Linked DNA regions of Homo sapiens: regions 2 and 3 are each linked to region 1. A link is a contact called in ENCODE Hi-C or POLR2A ChIA-PET data. All regions are on one chromosome and are shown on one strand. The core of a region is the stretch at or near the end of the contact, and the rest is flanking DNA. Distances in the headings are between cores, read along the strand shown.

What was found. Hi-C counts contacts between places; a loop is a spot of excess contacts on that map. ChIA-PET counts read pairs that join two places held with the same protein, here RNA polymerase II (POLR2A). Pooled maps may share reads with other maps.
Region 2: a pooled map shows a loop between it and region 1 (2.4-fold over the local background). The contact joins the promoter of CFAP92 here to the enhancer-like site in region 1. A Hi-C loop is called at or near these places in 6 of 50 pooled maps. POLR2A ChIA-PET finds 5 or more read pairs at or near these places in 2 of 52 experiments (GM12878 and WTC11).
Region 3: a pooled map shows a loop between it and region 1 (5-fold over the local background). The contact joins the promoter of RUVBL1 here to the enhancer-like site in region 1. A Hi-C loop is called at or near these places in 1 of 168 maps with a recorded cell type or tissue (CD8-positive, alpha-beta T cell), 2 of 37 single-sample maps with no recorded cell type and 11 of 50 pooled maps. POLR2A ChIA-PET finds 5 or more read pairs at or near these places in 3 of 52 experiments (CD4-positive, alpha-beta T cell, MCF 10A and naive thymus-derived CD4-positive, alpha-beta T cell).

Annotation. Positions count from the first base shown.
Region 1 is chr3:128,606,883-128,610,492 of GRCh38, reverse strand. No RefSeq gene overlaps it. Among named protein-coding and RNA genes, the nearest start is that of LINC01565, 33 kb to the right of the region's middle. RefSeq lists an enhancer at 1,686-1,865 and a silencer at 1,876-2,075. Within about 2 kb of position 1,997, at least 22 of the 41 ENCODE cell types and tissues checked have a DNase peak (open chromatin) inside an H3K27ac peak, as active enhancers do.
Region 2 is chr3:128,992,710-128,996,618 of GRCh38, reverse strand. It overlaps CFAP92 (cilia and flagella associated protein 92 (putative)), which reads left to right and starts at 2,543. Exons shown (of 16, transcript NM_001394090.1): 1 at 2,543-2,639; 2 at 3,283-3,576. The coding sequence starts at 3,315. RefSeq lists a silencer at 2,328-2,537 and an enhancer at 3,114-3,875.
Region 3 is chr3:128,121,665-128,125,302 of GRCh38, reverse strand. RUVBL1 (RuvB like AAA ATPase 1) reads left to right here and starts at 1,491. Exons shown (of 11, transcript NM_003707.3): 1 at 1,491-1,719. The coding sequence starts at 1,579. RefSeq lists a silencer at 1,440-1,499 and an enhancer at 1,690-1,739.

The sequences.
Region 1 (3,610 bases), core at 748-3,247:
CCCACATCCTGATACCATCACTATGGAATTAGGACATCAACAGGTACATTTTGGGGGGATAAATGCATTCAGACCATGGCACTGGTTTCAGTTGTCATGTAAGTCACCACTCATATATCAAGGCTAACTCATGACCCTAGATCTACATGGGGTCTGCCCTCTACCTCACAGCAGAGATGGACACCCACACCACCATCTTCCCCGTGTCTCACCACCTGCACCCCAATTACGGACACCTATGCCTCTGTCTTCCCTGCGTCTCTCAGCACTCTACAGCGAGTGACACACACACCTTCATCTTTCTTCCATGCTTCATGTTGCAGTGGAGAGGCTGGGGATTGGGAGGAGGTGCTGCTGGGGTATGGGGAGTGAGATCTGTGCCGCAGTGGGGTGGGATTCAGGAGAAAACCAGGCAGTGTCCCACCAGTTCACTTGCTTGTAACACAGAAACCTCTTCAATGGAAATGGAACCCTGTCTAGAATGCCAGACTCTCTGCTGACCATTCTCTCTGGTCAGAACTGGATCACTTTATTTGATGTAAATTGTATTTGATTTATTTTTTTCTTTTTTAAGAGATGAAGTCTCACTATGCTGCCCAGGCTGGTCTCAAACTCCTGGGCTCGAGTGGCCCTTCCGCCTCAGCGTCCCAAAGTGCTGGGATTACACGTGTGAGCCACAGCACTGGCCATAAATTGTATTTGATTTTTACAGCTACCTGTATTTAGCCATGTGAAAGTGATTTTCCACTTATGTCAGAGATACAAAGTTTCGTTTAGGGATAAATTGTAAAAAAGAATATAGGCCTGGGTGGTGGCTCATGCTTTTAATTCCCATACTCAGCTTGAGTACCGGAACCAAGACTAGTCGAGGCAACATAGTGAACCTCATTTCTTTAAAAAAAAAAAAAAGAAAAATGGCTTGAGCAGAGTGGAGCTGGATTAGCTGGAAGCTCCACCTCGCAGAGGCCGGGAGCCGGTGGCCAGGGTTGGGTTGCTGGATTTGACGCCACCTGGCTGTGTGACTGTGGAAAGGTGCTCAGCTGCTCTGAGCCTCCATTTTCCATTCATAAAACGGGGTCATATTAATTTCTAACAAGAGCGTGGTTGTTGGTGTGATCCTCAAATAAGCTGACAGCGGTCAGGTGGTGCCCATGGTCAGTACTGTGTAGGCCTGGCGTTAGGATGTGAATATGAACACGGGTGATAGGTGCGTCCTGCACATGCTGCAAGGTGGACCTGAATGCTGGCAAAACACTGATCTAGTTCAGCTCATGTTTCAGAGGGGAAATGGTCCCTTTTGCCTCATGCCACACTCCCCTGGCCACAGTGGAACCCAGTGGCTATTAAGGGGCTGTCTGGGGTCAGTCCTAATGGGTGGCTTTAGAGTCAGACGGGTCTCTGAGCCTCAGGGCCTCATCCATAGCATGAGATAACCCCTTTGGGAGGCTGAGGGAGGTGGATCATGAGGTTAGGAGTTCGAGACCAGCCTGACCAACATGGTGAAACCTCTACTAAAAATACAAAAATTAGCGTGGTGGTGCCTACCTGTAATCCCAGCTACTCAGGAGGCTGAGGCAGGAGAGTCGCTTGAACCTGGGAGGCGGAGGTTGCAGTGAGCCGAGATCGCGCTGCTGCACTCCAGCCTGGGCGACAGAGAGAGACTCCGTCCCCCCCGCCCCCAAAAAAAAGAATGAGATAACCCCATGCTCGGGGGGTGGTCATGGGACTATACCTGCAGAGCACACAGCAGGCGCTCCATAAATGCTGGAGTCATAACACCCCATGTCCCATGTGCCAGCTGCCCAGCAGCAAGTCTGGCCTCCTCCTCCGGTTCTCGGCCCTGAACAAAGTCACCGCTCCAGCGACAGCTCCTTGGCAAAGTGGGGCTCTGGGCCCTGGCGAGAGCGCGGCTGTCCTGCCCCACGCCTGCGAGGCCGGCAGGGATTGGAACCCGCGGCCGCCAGAGGGCGCCCCCGCCTAGGCCACGCGCACCTCCCGGCTGGCAGAGGGGCCGGTCCTCAGCGCGGTGGCAGCCTGGGCGCCCGCCCGCCACTACTGGGCTGTGTGTCACCCTGCCTGCCTCAGTTTCCTCGGCTGTGGCGTGGGATTCTCCCCGGGATCGCCTCGCAGGGCTGCTGAGAGGCTCGATGAACGCCAGCGGTTGTTGCGGCGCTGCTGTTCCAAGCCGGGGGTGACGGGAACCCACGTCCTCACGCCCTGGCTGCTCCCGGCTGCCCCGCGGGCCGGCAGCTTCCCGTTCAGGAAACTCAGCCTCGGGAAGGGCGGAGAAAGGTCCCGCGGCTGCGAGGAGCCCAGCGGGGCTTGGCGCCTGATGACCGGCTCCGGAACGGGCTGTTACCCCGCGTATCTCGGTCTCTGCAGCGGCCAAAGTCGCCCGCTGACCTGGAGCACCTGCAGGCCCTGGGCAGAGGACCCGGGGCCATTCCCGCAGCCCTGGCCTGGGAGCTCCGGCTTCTAGTGGTGGCTCCGGGTCAGGTCCTGTGGGGTCCCAGGGACATTCCCAGGCCGAGGTTCCTGTTCAGAGGCCACCCTTTGGCACCAGAGCCATCCAGCGCGGCCTGCGATTCAGGGCCAGAGGAAACAGCAGACACTGAGTGGCTGTCTGGCCCCAGCTTTGCAGAGCCTTTGCTTAGCCGGGAGTGTGGATGCCCGTTGGAGAGCCATGGCTTTTCCCAGCCTGTGTGGCAGCGTTGGGTGGGGCGGCCCCTCTCCTGGGCTGACCCTGAGCAAGGCAATGAGGACCGGTGCAAACTCCTCACAGCCTGTGGGCAGTTCATTAGCTGTGGTTCTCAGGTGCTTCTCATACACACTCTCAGTAGGGCACAACTTCCACGCTTCCATTTACTTATTTAGAAATGTGGTTTGGCTATGTTGGTCAGAGTGGCCTCAAACTCCTGGGCTCAAGCCATCCTCCTGCCTCGGCCTTCTGAGTAGCTGGGACTACAGGCGTGCGCCATTACGCCCTGCTACACATCCCTGCTTTAGCAGGTGAGCGAACGGGGCATGGATAGGGCAAATTCAAGGCTTCACGCCAAGTAATTGGGAGAACCTGGACTTGAACCTAGGTCTTCACCCCTCCCTGACATCAGGGAGATGGCCTTCCTGGAGCTGCAGCCAGATCCCACTGTCCCTGGCATTGTGCTGTGTCCATGCCTGTGCTACACTCCCTACCCTAACCCCCGTCTCACTCCGATTCTCCCCTCCTTCAAGGCTTAACACCTCCACAAATGCCACAAAACCTTCCCCAGTGATCCCCACAGCTACTGGTGTCCTGGGTCTTCGAAGTGTTCCTTCTTGTCTGCCTGGAAAAACTCCTATTCATTCTCTTTTTTTTTGAGATGGAGTCTGGCTCTGTAGCCCAGGCTGGAGTGCAGTGGCACGATCTCGGCTAACTGCAAGCTCCACCTCCTGGGTTCACACCATTCTCCTGCCTCAGCCTCCCGAGTAGCTGGGACTACAGGCACCCGCCACCACGCCCGGCTAATTTTTTGTGTTTTTAGTAGAGACGGGGTTTCACCGTGTTAGCCAGGATGGTCTCGATCTCCTGACCTCGTGATCTGCCTGCCTCGGCCTCCCAAAGTGCTGGGAT
Region 2 (3,909 bases), core at 1,294-3,793, 390 kb before region 1:
AACTGAAACAGAAGCCCCCCTTCCTTTGCTTCTGATCTGCCAGCCCTGAAGCCATCTTCACTGAGGTAGGGTTGTAGACCCACCACTGTCTCATACCTGAGTAGTGGGTAGCACACCTTTGCCCTCACTTCATCCTGTGATGCCCTAGGTCTTGACCCAGACACCATCTCTCTCAGGGCAGTGGTTCCATATTCTGGTTGTGCAATACAATCTTGGTGGTAATTTAAAAATATGGCTCCCGTTCCTATTATTTATTGCACAACAAATCACCCCAAAACTTAGTGGTTTAAGAGAGCAACAATTTGCTTATAAATCTACAATTTCTCATGATGGAGACAGCTTGTTTCTGTTCCTCAATGTCAGCCAGGGTGGCTCAAAGACTGAGGGCTGGGATCATTTGAAGTCTTGCACTCTCATATGTCTGGGGGTTGAGGCTGCAATTGGCTGGGAACCGTCAGTCACAACAGTTTCATGTGGCCATTTCACATGGCTGCTTGGGCTTCCTCACAACATGCTAGCTGGATTCCTAGCATGAATACTATACCTCAAAAGAACAGGGCAGAGGTAGATGGAATTTATATGACCTGGCCTCAGAAATCACATAGTGTCATTTCCTCTGCACTCTTTTGACTGAGCCAGTCACAGAGGTCTGCCCAGTTTCCAGAGAAGGAGACTAGACCCCCCAACTGGGTGGGAGGAATGTGAACCTCACAATGCCTGCCGGAAGATTATGTGGGAGGGGATCTTTTGAGGTGGCTGTCTTTGGAAAATACAATCTGCCACTGGTTTCTAAGCTCCACCCCTGGAGAGTCACTTCCACAGGTCTTTAATGAAGCCTCAGAATTGTATTTTTGACATGTAGGTGTTTCCAGTGCACATCCAGGATGGCACATTGGCCCTTGGTCCAAGACCTCTGGCCTCTCACTATTGAGCTTGGGAAGAGATTGGCTTCTGTCCTAGGTGGTGATGTGATCTAGGAACCTTTGGAGGGAAACCAGCCTCAGGCCAGTGGGTAGGACCTGGGGAGCAGGAGGCCTGATGTCTGTCCAAGAGTGGTGGTAGTGTTGAACTGCCCTTGTTAAAGGGCCCTTTTGGGGGCTGGTGTATCTGAGTAGCTTTGTATTCTTCCAGCCCTTCATGTGTCTCCTGAGCACTTCCTGGCATACAGACAGCAGTCTCCAGGCTGCTGCAGGTGGGGTGTGGGCAAGGTGGTTGCCGTTCTCGTGCTAAGAGTTTGAACCCACTCCTCACAGGGCCCACTGCCATTTGGTGTCTTCCCTAACAGCTGTACTTGAGGCTGTTTTTCAGACTGAACCCGAGGAGTATTGGAGCACCCAGTATTAAAGGGGCTGTCCCATGCCCTGAGAGCGGTCTGGGGAGGCATGCACTGGGAGGCTCAGGACTTGGGTCTCAGCCCCAGCTGCGCCACAGTTTTGCTCTTTGACACAAAGTAGGTCATAGCTCAACTCAGCTAAAGTTTTCTTAATAGCCAAGCTTGTGTGTAGCCTCAGCTCCCATTCTCTTGAACAAACTGACTGCCGGAGCAGGGTGCCCTCCCTCAACAGAAGACCTGCCTTGGCTCCCCATTGCCCATAGTCCTGTGCCCTAACCTGCCCTGTGGGGCTATGTACCATGGGCCCTGCACACTGCTACAGCCTCGCCACCCATTCCTGAAACTTGCCATGCCCTTTCACCTCTATGGGCCTTTGCATATGCTGTTCCTCTACCTGGGATGCTTTCTCTTGCTTTCACCGCCTCTGCCTAGTCACCCCCCAGATTTGGCGTTGCTCACTTCCTCCATGAGGCCTACCCCAGCCCTCTGTCCCAGCCGCTTGCTGTGCTGAGGTCCTCTACATTAGGAGCCGCAGCCAGGGCTCTCAGCTTGGGTGGTTTAGCAGACGAGCGGAGGCTTTGGAGTCAGGCAGTCCGGATTTCAACACAGTGCTGCGCCCTACTTGCTGTGTGACCTCGGGCGAATCGCTTCACCTCTCTAAGCTTTGTTTTCTGATCTCTGAGTTGGCGCTCATGATCACTAACAAGAATTCTCATGCTATTTTAAGGACATCAGCGACAGAAGCAGAGAATCTAATGAGAGGGATCGTGGGGAGGTCTGGTTTTTAAGGACATCGGCGACAGAAGCAGAGAATCTAATGAGAGGGATCGTGGGGAGGTCTGGAGTTTGCAGAGCCCACAGCTTCCTTTGCTTTTATTAAAGAATGGGAGGTGGGAGCTGATGGAGGGGGAGGAAGGAGCCATCAACCCCTACCTCCCATCGTACGGGCAAGGACCAGGCTTATAGTAGGTGCTGACGTTCCGAGTAGAAACTCCTTAATGAGTGAATGCATGAGTGAAGGAATGAAGGCAGCTGGTTTCTGAACCTGGATGTAGCCATTTGACAAACTGCGCGCAGTGGCTGAGGGGGAAAGCCCCGCCCCGCGGAGCCCCGCCCCCAGGCCGCACGCCCTCGCGTCTCCTAGCAACCGCCAAACGTAGCTGAGTGGCTGGGCCTGCGGCCCTCCCTGCACCGGCGGACGCTCCTCTCAGTCTTGGAGTCTCTTCGCCCAGGTGGCTGTGGATCCGGTACGGGAGTTGCCGCCGCGGTCCAACTCCCCGCTGCCGCCCAGCGCATCCGCTCGCAGGTACCGCCAGCACCTGGAGGGGAACCCCGACCCCTGCCCCCACCTCGGCCGCCGCAGCCCGGGACTCTTCCCGCCTCGCCTCGATGCGTGTTCCCTCTTCGGCGTTTGCCCGGCGTTCCGCCTCCATGGGCCTGAGCTGATGCCCCGAGCCCAGCACCCAGTGCACATTCATGTTCTGTCTTGGGGACAGGGCTTGCCCTCCCCGACCTCGCCAGGCTCCTGCACGTGCTGCCCCCGGCCTGGTTTGCCTCTCCCCAAATAGCAAACGCATCTTGTGCTTAGGCGCAGCAGGCCTGCCTGAGCAGACGTCCCCTCTCCCGCCTGGTGGCTCCCGGGAGCTGCTCACCTGGGGCAGGCATTCCAGAAGCCCGGCGACTGACTCCTGGTTAGGCGAAGGAAACGGGGTTGCTCGTCGTCGTGCTTACTGCCAGCCACCCTTATCTGTTGTTCCTTCATCCATTCATTCTCTAAGTCGATTGAGTACCGACTGTGTGGCAGGCAGTGAAGGAGCCCCGGCGTTCATCTAGGAGCAGGCGGGGGAAGCAGGGAAGAGAAGGGTGGGTGCTTCTGCAGGAGGCCGGGCTTACCTCCTGGAGCAGCCCTGGAATACAGGCGGGGACAGCCTTCACTTTCTCCCTGCCAGGAGCGCCGGCGGCCAGCAGTGCGCTCTGCAGCATGTCGCTACATGCCTGGGAGTGGGAAGAGGACCCCGCAAGCATAGAGCCCATCTCCTCCATCACTAGCTTTTACCAGTCCACGAGCGAGTGTGACGTGGAGGAACACCTGAAGGCCAAGGCCAGGGCCCAGGAGTCTGACTCTGACCGCCCGTGCAGCAGCATCGAGTCCTCATCTGAGCCTGCCAGCACTTTCAGCTCCGACGTGCCCCACGTGGTCCCCTGCAAATTCACCATCTCACTGGCCTTCCCTGTGAATATGGGTAGGTGCTAGAGCAGAAGTTTAACACCCTCTGAAAAAAGGAGGTGCATGACTTTCTGCAGGAGTTTAGGGCGCATACACCCCACATCCTCTCTCCACCTGCCCCACCCCAAAGCGGGCTGGCCAGTGCCAGCCAGGAGCAGAGGTTGAAAAGAAACAGCAATTTTAGGAGAGGCCCAACTGTGGCTGCATCAGCTTCACATACTTAATCCTCTCAACAACCCTAAAGCAGGTGATGTTCTGTCTGCTTTTTACAGAAGAAAAAAAAACCATGGAGAGGTTAAGGCATTGATTCTCATAAGCGCTTGTGCATCACCTAATACCTTGTTTAAAA
Region 3 (3,638 bases), core at 242-2,741, 480 kb after region 1:
TGGCTCACGCTTGTAATCCCAGCACTTTGGGAGGCCGAGGCGGGCGGATCACGAGGTCAGGAGATTGAGACCATTCTGGCTAACACGGTGAAACCCCGTCTCTACTAAAAATACAAAAAAATTAGCCGGGCGTGATGGTGGGCGCCTGTAGTCCCAGCTACTCGGGAGGCTGAGGCAGGAGAATGGCGTGAACCCGGGAGGCGGAGCTTGCAGTGAGCCGAGATTGCGCCACTGCACTCCCGCCTGGGCCACAAAGCAAGACTCCGTCTCAAAAAAAAAAAAAAAAAAAAAAAAAAAGGCGGTGTGAGACTGTGGAACTACTGTAATTGGATTTGATTTCAGGTCTGTCTCAATTCTAACATAAACTCTCCTGCACTCTGGGCAAGTCCTTCCCTTCCTCTGGATGTTAGTATCCTCTTCTGTAAAAATGGTGTCATACCATTTGCTTCTGAGGAAATCTCTCCTATTTGTTGGAATTCAGCCAAGGCAACATCACCTTCATGATGCCTTCCCTGGCTCTCCAGGCTGTTCCGGGGGCTTCTGCTCTGGTCTTCTCGCCACCTGGGTGTACCTGTCTCAGCACATCTCACGTTGCAAGTTTTCTAAGCAAGAAGTAAACGCATCAAGACTTTTATCCCTGTATCCCCAGTGCATTGTGGTGTCTGGCTCGTGTTTGTTGAACGGATGGATGGATGGATGGCAAGTACAATTGTGGTGCAGGTTGTGCTAATATCATTATGAAACCTGAAGGGACAATTTGCTGGCTGATTGTCTCAGCTGGAGTCATGGGACGTGATGAGCATTATTATATAGGTTTTGAAGCCTGAAGATTTCTAGTTCTGATTATTTGTGATGCTTTCTTGGGCGGATGGGCCTCTTTCCGCTTGTTTGTAGCTGCATGCGTAATTACACTACCTTACAGGGCTGTGGAATTTTGAAAACTGCAAAATGTTATTTACAGTCAACTGAACTCAGCAGGAACCTTATCTCTCGGTGGAGGATGGAGGATAGAAGCAGGGGAAGACAATTCCACGGAAACGGTGGTGGGTTGAGCTGGGCCTTTCCAGGGAGATGCAAAGGTATGGGAGTCAGAAAACATTGGTTAGTAACCAATCCCAGTTTAAGCTCTGAACCTCAGTTCTTCTGTTTCCAAAACGGAAATAATAACTTGAGATTTGCGTAAGAGTATGACGTTCAAATGTGCTAATGGATAGGACGGAAGGATTAGGAGTGGTACCCGGGGGCCACTGCCTCGTGCAACGCCCCAGCCCTAGATCAAATCCGGGGCGTGGTCCCACTGTGCTCCCGACCCCAGCCTCGGCAGGAAGCGCCGGCTACGGGGGAAGCCAACCCGGAGACACAGACGGAAGTGGGTGACCGGAGCTCTAGCAGCAGCCGCGATGGGCGCAGCCGTGAGCCTATGGAGAGCGGAGGTGTTCCCGCTTCCACCAATGGAAAGCCGGTCTAGGCGGGCCTTTGCAAATTGCCCTAGTAACGGCCGCATGGTAACTCAGGCGCCGGGCGCACTGTCCTAGCTGCTGGTTTTCCACGCTGGTTTTAGCTCCCGGCGTCTGCAAAATGAAGATTGAGGAGGTGAAGAGCACTACGAAGACGCAGCGCATCGCCTCCCACAGCCACGTGAAAGGGCTGGGGCTGGACGAGAGCGGCTTGGCCAAGCAGGCGGCCTCAGGGCTTGTGGGCCAGGAGAACGCGCGAGAGGTGTGGCCAGTGGACCAGGGAGTTGGGGGCTGCAAGCAGGGCTGCTGCGGCGAGAGAGCTGCTGAAGTCGGTGGCTCGGGGCGGGATGCGCGCGCCAGGGGTCTCCCGCCATTATTTCCTCAGGGAAGTGAAAATGGGCCAGGGGCTCGGGGAGGGGCGCCGCCCTGGAGCTGGGTGAGGGGCCGCCCCAGGATACCTAGTGACGATCCACTGGGGGCAGTTGACGGTTTGCCAACTCATGGACAAGTGCTGATATAAACCCACACAACCCCGTCCCCTTAATTCGTACCAGGCTCTATTCGCGACACTGGGATACAGCGGGAATTAAGATAGGAGCTTACATTTTAGTGTAGTGAGAGACGATAAACGTGTACACCAATAAATAAAAATAATTATCTTATCTTGGTGGGGTTAGTTACTGCAGGGCTTTGTCGGCCACGGTCAGGAAATTGGATTTTATTGTGAATGCAGTGGCAGGCTATGGGACGGTTTAAAGTAGGGAATTGACTAAACTTTAAAAGCTCATTTTGGTTCCCAGGATCCGGGAACTGAGGGAGAGAAGTGGGAATTATGGAGAAGAGCAATCTGGTTTATCCACCCCTCCAAGCATCCTTTTTGACCATTCCAATTAAATCTCCTTTTTCTAAGTGCTGGTGATGCCAAGTACTTTCACATACATATTATTTTTTGGCAGGTGAAAATATTGAGTTGGGGAGAGGGCACTTCACGTATATGCTTGACACTCGTTTTAGTAACGGTAAACCTGGGGTTTGCACCCACGTGTATTTCTGACTCCCAAATCAGTGCTCTATGATGATACAGCCACCCTCTCTGCCTGCTGTTCTCTAAGGTCACAGCCATGCCCCTTGGCCTTTGGAGAGCCTTAGCTTCTACAAAAATCTTCACTTAATATAAAGTTAAGCTACTGCCTCTTAGCCTGATTTTTCTAAATGGAAAGGCCTCAAAGAAAAGCCTCAGGTTTCCATTTTGAGCATCATCTTTCCAAAAAGGAAGTGTTTGACCCTGGCTTACTAAGCAGCTAGTACTGCAAGTAGCTAACATTGGTTGAGTGCTTTCCATGTGCCAAGCACTGTGCTAAGTAGCTATATGTCCACTGCCTTGTCATATCCAACGTATTAGTTGTCCCTTCCCCGCTTTAGTATGACAGTTTTCAGACACAAAAAAAGTTGAAAGACTTGTAAATACTTGTGTGCCTAAATTCTATAATTAACATTTTACTGTGCTGCTTTATCATATATCTTTTCATCTGTCCCTCTCCCAATCCACTTTTACATTTCAAGGTGAATTGCAGGCATCACTACACTTTACCCCTACACCCTTTAACCTGTGTGCCATTGACTAGTATGAACTCTGTTCAAGTGAGGAAATTCTGGTTCATAGAGGTCAAATAAGTAGGTCCAAGGTTACTCATCTGGTAAGTGCGAGAGCCAGTATTTTAACTCAAGTCTATGTATTTAAACCCAGAGTGCATGCTCTATGCCTAAGTGCATGCTCTATGCCTAAGAGTGATGCTGTATGCCTAAGACCCACCTCAGCTACCAGGTTCTTGTGTGACTCTGGTCACATCAGTAACCTCCCTGAAAAATGAGAGTTAGACTAGGTGATCTTTTAAAGACCCTTCCAATTCTTTTTAAATGTTAGAATTCAAGCTTATCTCACCTGAGAGTAGTTGGAGTGGAAATTGAGGGAGAATGGATGGAAGAGGTCCTGGTCTGTAAATAAACGCACATCTCCAAGGTTTGTAAAGTCTCTTCTACCTTGGGTTTCCCAAAGAGCTTCAGTGCTGGGGATTATGATATGACAGGGTTGTGTGGAAAGACCATAGTAGTTTTTTTTTTTTTTTTTTTTTTTTGAGACGAAGTTTTGCTCTTGTTGCCCAGGCTGGAGTGCAATGGCGC